2 separate regions of the Homo sapiens genome follow, and region 2 is linked to region 1. A link is a contact called in ENCODE Hi-C or POLR2A ChIA-PET data. All regions are on one chromosome and are shown on one strand. Each heading gives the region's core, a stretch centred on a gene start or an enhancer-like site at or near the end of the contact. The rest is flanking DNA. Distances are from core to core; before and after follow the strand shown.

Region 1 (4,505 bases), core at 690-3,189:
AATCCCATATAATACACAAAATGTATCAATATGAAAATACATATCTAATTCCTATAAATATCTGATTTCACATATTTTTTTTTAAAGAGAAGTACACAGTAAGGCTTTCTTCTGATGAGCCTGGAGCCTGCTGTTTATACTTCCACAGTATTATTCCTTCATGCTGTACTTGGCCCTCAAGGAGCTGCTAGCCTCAGAAATGCAGAGTTCCCACTGGGTGTGGTGGCTCAAGTCTGTAATCCCAGCACTTTGGGTGGCCAAGGCGGGTGGATCATCTGAGGTCAGGAATTTGAGACCAGCTTGGCCAACATGGTGAAACCCCATCTCTACTGAAAACACACAAAAAATTAGCTGGCAGGCACCTGTAATCCCAGCTACTTGGGAGGCTGAGGCAGGAGAATCGCTTGAACCTGGGAGGCGGAGGTTGCAGTGAGCGAAGATTGCACCACCACACTCCAGCCTGGGCAACAAGAAGGAAACTACGTCTCAAAAAAAAAAAAAAAAAAAAAAAAAAAAAAAAAAAAAAAAGCAGAGCTCCTCAAAGCGGAAGTTTCCCTAGTTGCTACCTTTCGCTCCATGTACAGCCTATTCTTTAACTGTGACAAACGGCCACAGCCAGCTCCACAACCGGCTTGAGCCAAGTATTGAGCCTGAGGAAAGAAAGATTTTATATTTCAGCTTTAATAAACAACTGGGACATCTGTTACAATTCTATTTTCCTCACTAGGCTGGGTATGGTTTCTCTTGGTTGCAGGTTTCCCCCCACCCCCCGCCTTTCTGTGTACTAAGCCTACCATAACACACATGTCTGCTTGTGTGTTATCCCATTCGACGTGAAGGCTTCAGGGCAGAGACTGCTTCCTTTATTATCCATTTCTAATGTTAGAAGAGGGTCTAACACAGAGCAGGTGCTATTTGTCTATTGAAGGAAAGAATGAATACATCCATTAATCAATGTAGAATGGCGGGAAAAGACACAATTTGGGAAGGAGACTTTACTCTTTAACTTCTGGACCCATGTGAATGAGGAGTCCAGGTCATCCATCGTTAAAGGCATTTAGGTATTTTATTTCAAGTATTTTTCCCCTTTTCTGGTGACATACTACAATTCAGGACTAAATCTCAAATTTATTCTTGATATTGATAGCATTGATATTGCACACAAATCCCACGGTTACCGTCCAGCACTAGTGATCTTGTCCTATTTCCACCTGCAGCTTTTTGAATCTAAGTACACATCGCATTTCAAAACTCCCACGTTAAAGAAAGGCATCAGTTCAAGTTACTTTCTCATTTTCTGTCTTCGACTTTTTTCTGCTTCCCCCAAGAATATCTGAGAGTTACTTTTCTCGAAAGTTCTTTTGTAGTGTTCCAGATAGGAATCATCCTGTAATATTCCAAATGCAGCGTGTGGTGTGCATGTTGAATACATAAAAATGACGAGGTTAGGAACAATATCGCTGACGGTCGCGGTGTCCCGTTTTAATTTAGAGGGCGCCAGCAACACGTCAGTGAGGGAGATTCAGAAGCCGCCGGGCACCTCACCCCGGGCCGGGAATCCCTAAGAGAACCTTGACGCCGCTGAAGTTTCCGGACCGGGCCAGTTTGGAATTGACGAAAGCAGCCTCCGCCCGGTCGAGCCAGTCTCTCGGTTTTCTCGGCGGCTTCTTGAGGATGAGGCATTTCTAGGTTTTCTCCTCCTCGAGCAAATCACGGTCTGCGCCTTCCGCGGCTCTGGGAACAGGTGAGCCGTGCGGCGGCGCCCGCGGGACGCGCTCAGGTGCCGGTCCCCGCCCGCCGGCCCCTCCCTGCAGCACGCGGTCCGGGCCCAGGTGCCGGGGCCCAGGTGCCGGCGCCCAGGTGCGCGGGGCACGGGGCTGCAGCTCCGCTCGGCATCCGACAGCGGGCGCCGCTGCAGCAGCTCGCGGGCCGCGGAGCTGAACGGCTTCGCGAGTTGGGGCAGCTCCTCGCGCTCGGCCCTGCTCGGCGGCGAGAGCTCCGCCTGGGCGCCGCGTTCCTACAGCCGCCGGAGCCGCCAGGCGCCGAGGGAACGGACAGACCTCCGCGCACCCTTGCCGACCGGGGCGGGCAGAGGCGGGCAAGCGGCGAACGCCTGGGAGCGCGGAGAGCCAGGCCAGCCCGGAGCGCGCCGGGGACACCCTGTGCGCCCCGAGTCCCGGCACCATGCGACCCGCCGCGCGTCCTCGCGGGCCCGGGGCTTCGCTCTTCGCTCGCTGAGCCCCTGCGCTCGCCACCACGGAAACTCGGAAAGAGGAGGCGAGGCTGTGGGGAGCGGCGCGGAGACGGACTAGACTTCCCCTCCGCCCCCAAGAGGCTGCCGGTCCCCGGTTCCCTGGGCTTCTCCAGCTTTATCATGAACCTGGCGCAAGGTTGGCTTTAGGAAAAATTCTGGAGCCAGAGGGAGAGTCAAGGCAATTCTTTGGTTGCTAAGGTAATTGTAGTTGTGATAAAAAATGGGCAAGAAACAAATGGGGGAAAAACATGGTTTAAAACAGTATCCTCCCTCCCCACCCCATTAATATGTGTTGATTTCATCTCCTGGGTGTGGGTGCTTGTCCATTTCAGATGCGTGACAGGTGCCCGTGTGTGTGTGTCTGCAGTTTGGGACTGTGGAAGCACGAGCTTACATAAGTGGTTAGGCAAGCTGGCGTGTGGACTTGTGTGGGATGGGTGCAGGTCTGCATATAAATCATGTTCCTGGGTTTCTGGGTGTGAAGCGCACACCGACGGGGACGAGAGCGCAGAGGATGGCGCTTTTAGATACTTCCAGTCTTCCGATGTTGTGATCGCAGGTAGGGCAGCTTTGCCTCTAATCAGGCGTTCATTAACTTTTTCCCTGAACAAGCTCGCCCATTTGTGGTTTGGAAGAAAAGAAAGCGAGTCTCCGCGGTGAGGTGTGGAGGGCAGGGGCGGGTGGGGAGGTTTGTTGTTTGGGAACTGCGCTAGCAAAGGAAGCGGTGGCTATTCGCTTGGAGAGGATGACAAATGAACTGGTTGCGTGAGGAGTGAAGAGACCGTGTTTACAGTCACCAGCAGGCTGCGTAAAGAAGTGGCCCAGTGAGACAGGGAAAGTGACCCAGAAAATTTAGTTTTGTTCAGAATGAAAGCTGCTGTATTTCATTTTTGTTTCTTAATTTGACGGAGTAGGAACGTTATTTTCCTTCTCTGTCATTGAGACCAGTAGCATTTCTATGTTACAAACTGAAGATATTTGGGGTCTCGTCGGCTTGGGATTATCAATGCTTGGGAGGTGAGTTCTGATCAATACCTTTAACAACCCCAAAGAAAAACGCAAAAATAATCAAGTTTAGGTAAAACTTCCACTGGACTTTCTTTCCAGGGAGGGTGAGAGATGGAAGAACTGGGCTTGTAAGTATCAAAATGGAGTTAGAGAATGAGCTACAAGTTTGTGTGTGTATGGTCTGTCAAAAAGTGTTAAGACTGAAAGGAAACTGTTAGGTTTAGTTAAATGTGTTGACAACACGGCTCTTACATATCAATTTTCATAGGCAAATAGGTAATTACATAGAGTGGGAACTGGGACTATGGTGGGAAACTTTCTGTAAGATGTATATTCTTTATTCTTAATTTATCACTTTTTCAATGGGTGGGACTACTCTGTGAAGGAAAGTAGAGGGCTGAGGGACATTTGGTGAGACTCTTGAGAGAGAAACCTTTGCAAGCCAAATCTCGCATGCTATAGATGATAAATTCTAAGTTCTTTGATATTGTACCACTCTTAAGCTAAATTGTCCTGTAAATATGATCTCATGCACCATAAACTATATATATGTAGAGAGAGTCTATTCCCAATAACTCATCCTTTCCTGAAAGAGTCTGCAAGTTCTATAAATGTCAGCTGTTGGGAGGTATTGTGATGAAGGAGAGAGGCCACCAGTGTTTCCTTTTATATATTTATTCTGGCAGATCTTAACTTTACTTCTGATTTTCTTTAAGGAATTTCAGTTAACATTCACTGAATTTATATTGCTGAGAGTTTCAGTAAAACAAGACTAGATTTTCTTTGAAGCAATAAATTCATCTTATCAAGTGAAACATTATGACAATGCTTTTGTGGCAGAAATGTTTATTTAAATGAGTCCATTTTAATTATTTATTTATTTTTGACTTGCAGAATAAGATCTGCAACATAGATGTTTTTGAAGTAAGTAGACGTTTCTTGAGAAAGAAAAATAAATTTAGGTTACTGTGGACAATTTGCCAGTAATTTTGGATGTCTCTTTGTCTACAGGGACATAATTTTGTGTGAAAGTAGAATCATTCCATTTCTTATGTCTCTCATCTTCTCCCATGCATTTTATCCCCTGAACTCCTAAGACTTTGCCAGGAATTGCTGAACATTCTGTTTCGTGCCAGGGGTTAAATATCAGGGGATGGAATAAGGAGCTGTGTGTCACATAAACATTTTTCAAAAGGATGCTGTCAGAGATCTCAATACCGGGATTAATTTTTCCTTTAGCTTT
Region 2 (4,505 bases), core at 1,331-3,830, 76 kb before region 1:
AAAGAGCGGAAGAGCAGTGGCTTCAAGGAAGTTTTACTCCATTTCTTTTTTCTTTCTTTTTTTTTTTTTTTTTTTGAGACTGAGTCTTGCTCTGTCACCAGGCTGGAGTGCAGTGGTGCTATCTTGACTCACTGTAACCTCTGCCTCCCGGGTTCAACCAATTTTCCTGCCTCAGCCTCCCGAGTAGCTGGGACTACAAGCATGCGCCACCACGCCCAGCTAATTTTTTTTGTATTTTTAGTAGAGACGGGGTATCACCATGTAGACCAGGATGGTCTGAATCTCTTGACCTCATGATCCACCAGCCTCGGCTTCCCAAAGTGCTAGGATTACAGGCGTGAGCCATTTCTTAAAGCAGATGTGTCTGAGCTGGGGGATGAGGGTCTCTCATCCCAGCCCAGACCCTCATCCAGGACCCCCGCTTCCCCCGTACTAAAGGCGCAGCTAGGACTGCAGCTTGCTGAACAGTGTACTGCAATGGACCCGAGAAGAATGCGCACCTTTGTGCTCCTGGTTTGGAATCAAGTATATGCAGTAGTGGCCTTCGATGGTGAGGATTACAGATTTTTTTCATGAGGAACACATATTATATCTCTGAAAGAATCAGTAATAAGGAAATTAGGACAATAAGGAGCAGATCATTTTGGACCCACTATTTACCAGCTCTGTAGCCTTGAGAAAGTTACGAGGTCTCTTGAGGTCTCATTTCATCATCTGTAAAATTATTTAACCTACTCGATTGGGTTGCTGTGACAAATTTAATGAGATAACATGTATAGTCTTGATCTCATCGCAAGCTATAAGAAGTGATACACAAATGTCAGTTGCATTTTTCCTGAGCTGGACTTCCTAGTATTCTCTCCTATTTCATAGGTGGCTTTTTAAGCTTATCTTACCTCTGAGCTTCACATTTGTTTGGTGCTGAATTAGAATTTCCATGTGGTGGTCCCTGAATTTTACTGCTCCCCCAGCACCCTGTCTTTTTCTCTCATGCTGAAAGTAGCCTTTTAACATTTGCCTTTTAACCTGGGTCTTCCTTCTTTTTGCCTGGAATGGTTGTTTTTTTGTTTGTTTGTTTTTGAGATGGAGTCCCACTGCAAACTCTGCCTCCCGAGTTCAAGTGATTTTCCCTCCTCAGACTCCTGAGTAGTTGGGATTACAGACGCCCACCACCAGGCCCAGCTAATTTTTGAATTTTTAGTAGAGATAGGATTTCACCATGTTGACCAGGCTGATCTTGAACTCCTGATCTCAAGTGATCTGCCCGCCTTGGTCTCCCAAAGTGCTGAGACTACAGGCATGAGCCACTACACCCAGCCTTCTGCCTGGGATGTGGATGTGATTCCCAGAAGTGCAGCTGCCATCTTGCCACCATGAGGTAACCTAAGGGTGTCAGAGCAGAAGGATAAAAGGAGCTTACGTCCTTCATGGCAGTGTGGGACTATACTAGAGCTTGACTACTCACCAAATCTCACCTTGAAAGAACACACACTTTAAAATTTAAAACTCCAATTGTCTCTAAAATAAGAAAGAAAGAAAGAAAATAGGTTCAGGTGAGGAAGTATGGCAGAATGTTGATAATGATGAATCTGGGGAATGGACATATTGGTTCACTATACTTTTCTCTTTAATTCTGTGTGTGTGTGTTTGAAATTTTTCATGACAAAAATTTAAAAGAAAATTGAACTTCACCAAATTTCTTATCTTGATTATTATGTGAAGCTCCAGGTTCTAATCAAGCTCTTCCAAGGGCAGAGGACAATGATTTTCCTGTTGGCCAACTTTTCATTGGCTGCATCCCAATACCCCAGGCTTGCCTCAATATTCCTGCTGTGCTGCTGCCCCCTGCTGGCCTCTGCCATTTTGTGTGCCTGAAGATAAGCTTCCCCCCATGTCAGAGGGCTGTGAGCTCCCTCCACTGAAGAAGGTTTTTAAAGATTAGACTCTTGATTTTAGATGATGTTTAATAAATGAATGTCCCTTCTATTCCCAAATTCTTAATGCCTGATTTTTAAAAAGCATGATGGGCATGTGGGGAGATACAAGAGACACAGAAGCCTCTGCCTTTGCGGTTCATTTTGTAGGAATGAGGATTCATAAAATGTACCACCCCCCATTCTGTCTCAACTGATGCCCCATCCCTCCTTCCATTTTCATCCTTCCAATTTCTTCATTCTCTGTTTGATGGACATGTTATAGGAAATATGTTTCAGAAATACCATCTTTTTAGTTTTTATTTAATCTTAGATTTCCTGAGTGTGATGCTGGAGAAATATTTGTAAACAAAATACCTACTTCAGATGGACCAGAAGAGAGAAAGGACTGGTACAGGTTGCTGAAGACAACCTTGACTGTGTTTTTAAGGTGTGCCCACGTCTGCTAACCCCAGGGAACTATTGAACACAACATATTTGACTGGTTTGCTGATTTCCAGAACAGCCAATAGTAGTGTAACTGAGCAGAGAAACAATGCTGTTAGAAGGGGCACGGTGAGAGTGAGATCGGCCCTTCGGTTTGCGTGGGAGCTGGGTGAAGCTGGTGACTGCTGGCTTTCCCCCGCTTCCCTGACAACCTGCATGACTCAGCAGAGGCAGCCATAATCCTGCTAGGTACACTACTCTATTGACCTTGCAACATCACCCCCATACCCCACAGCAGCCACAGCAAGACCTGCCCAAGGAGAGTCTGATCTCAGACATGCTTAGCCCTGCCCCGACCTGATGGGCCTTTCCTATGCACCCTGGTAGCTGAAGACAAAGGGCATATACTCTTGGGAGTTTTAAGGCCCCGCCCACTGCCATTTTCTCTCAATACTACCACAGCTGATGCTTTCTGGAAAGCACCACCTCCTGGCAGTAGGCCAACCAGCACAAAAATAGAACATTAAACCACCAAAGCTGACAACCTCGTAGAGTCCATTTCACCCCCTGCCACCTCCATGGGAACAGGTACTGGTATCCACACTGAGAGACCCATAGATGATTCACATCACAGGACTATGTGCAGACAATCCCCAGTACCAGCCCAGAGCCGGGTAGACTTGCTAAGTGGCTAGACCCAGAAGAGAGATAACAATCACTGCAGCTTGGCTCACAGGAAGCCACATGCATAGGAAAAGAGGAAGAGTACTACATCAAGGCAACACCCCATGGGACAAAAGAATCTGAACAACAGCCCTCAGCCCTAAACCTTCTCTCTGACAGAGCCTACCCAAATAAGAAGGAACCAGAAAACCAACTCTGGTAATATGACAAAACAAGGCTCTTTAACACCCCCCAAAAATCACTCTTGCTCACCAGCAGTGGATCCAAACCAAGAAGAAGAAATCCCTGATTTACCTGAAAAACAATTCAGGAGGTTACTTATCAAGCAATCAGGGACGCACCAGAGAAAGGCAAAGCCCAATGCAAGGAAATACAAAAAACGATGCAAGAAGTGAAGGGAGAAATATTCAAGGAAATAGATAGCATAAAGAAAATCAACCAAAACTTCAGGAAATATTGGACACACCTATAGAAATCCAAAATGCTCTGGAAAGTCTCAGCAATGGAATTGAATAAGTAGAAAAAGAAATTCAGAGCTCGAAGACAAGGTCTTGGAATTAACCCAATCCAACAAAGACAAAGAAAAACAATAAGAAAATAAGAACAAAGCCTCCAAGAAGTCTGGGATTATGTTAAGGGAACAAACCTAAGAATAATCAGTGTTCCAGAGGAAGAAGAGAAATCTAAAAGTTTTGAAAACATATTTGGGGGAGTAATCGAGGAAAACTTCCCTGGCCTTGCTAGAGACCTAGACATGCAAATAAAAGAAGCACAAAGAACAGCTGGGAAATTCATCGCAAAACGATCATCATCTAGGCATATTGTCATCAGGTTATCTAAAGTTAAGACAAAGAAAATAATTTTAAGAGCTGTGAGACAAAAACACTCAGGTAACCTATAAAGGAAACCTATCAGATTAACAGCAGATTTCCCAGCAGAAACCCTGCAAAGCTAGAAGGGATTGGGGCCCTATCTTCAGCCTCCTCAAACAAAACAATTATCAGCCAAGAATTTTGTATCCAGCAAAACTAAGCAACATATATGAAGGAAAGATGCAGTCTTTTTCAGACAAACAAATGCTGAGAGAATTCGCCACTACCAAGCCACCACTATAAGAACTGCTAAAAGGAGCTCTAAATCTTCAAACAAATCCTGGAAACACATACAAACAGAAACTCTTTAAAGCGTAAATCACACAGAACCTATAAAACAAAAATGCAAGTTAAAAAGCAAAAACAAAAAAAAAACCGAGGTATGCAAGCAACAAATAGCACAATGAATGCAATGGTACCTCACATCTCAATACTAACATTGACTGTAAATGGCCTAAATGTTCCACTTGAAAGATACAGAACTGCAGAATGGATAAGAACTCACCAACTAACTCTCTGCTGCCTGCGGGAGACTCACCTAACACATACGGACTCACATAAACTTCAAGTAAAGGGGTGGAAAAAGGTA

What was found. A loop is a pair of places that touch in the nucleus more often than their neighbours do. ChIA-PET counts read pairs that join two places held with the same protein, here RNA polymerase II (POLR2A). Pooled maps may share reads with other maps.
Region 2: a loop to region 1 is called in a map of GM12878, with 2.1 times the contacts of the local background. The contact joins the enhancer-like site here to the promoter of RGS6 in region 1. A Hi-C loop is called at or near these places in 2 of 168 maps with a recorded cell type or tissue (GM12878 and mammary epithelial cell) and 2 of 50 pooled maps. POLR2A ChIA-PET finds 5 or more read pairs at or near these places in 1 of 52 experiments (B cell).

Annotation. Positions count from the first base shown.
Region 1 is chr14:71,930,490-71,934,994 of GRCh38, forward strand. It overlaps RGS6 (regulator of G protein signaling 6), which reads left to right and starts at 1,940. Exons shown (of 18, transcript NM_001204424.2): 1 at 1,940-2,452. It overlaps LOC124903404 (translation initiation factor IF-2-like), which reads left to right and starts at 1,437. Exons shown (of 2, transcript XM_047432046.1): 1 at 1,437-1,536; 2 at 1,680-2,401. The coding sequence starts at 1,437. The coding sequence ends at 2,401. RefSeq lists silencers at 1,729-2,008, 2,029-2,188.
Region 2 is chr14:71,853,756-71,858,260 of GRCh38, forward strand. No RefSeq gene overlaps it. Among named protein-coding and RNA genes, the nearest start is that of RGS6, 76 kb to the right of the region's middle. RefSeq lists an enhancer at 2,507-2,576. Within about 2 kb of position 2,581, at least 2 of the 41 ENCODE cell types and tissues checked have a DNase peak (open chromatin) inside an H3K27ac peak, as active enhancers do; they include GM12878, where a contact is called at or near this core.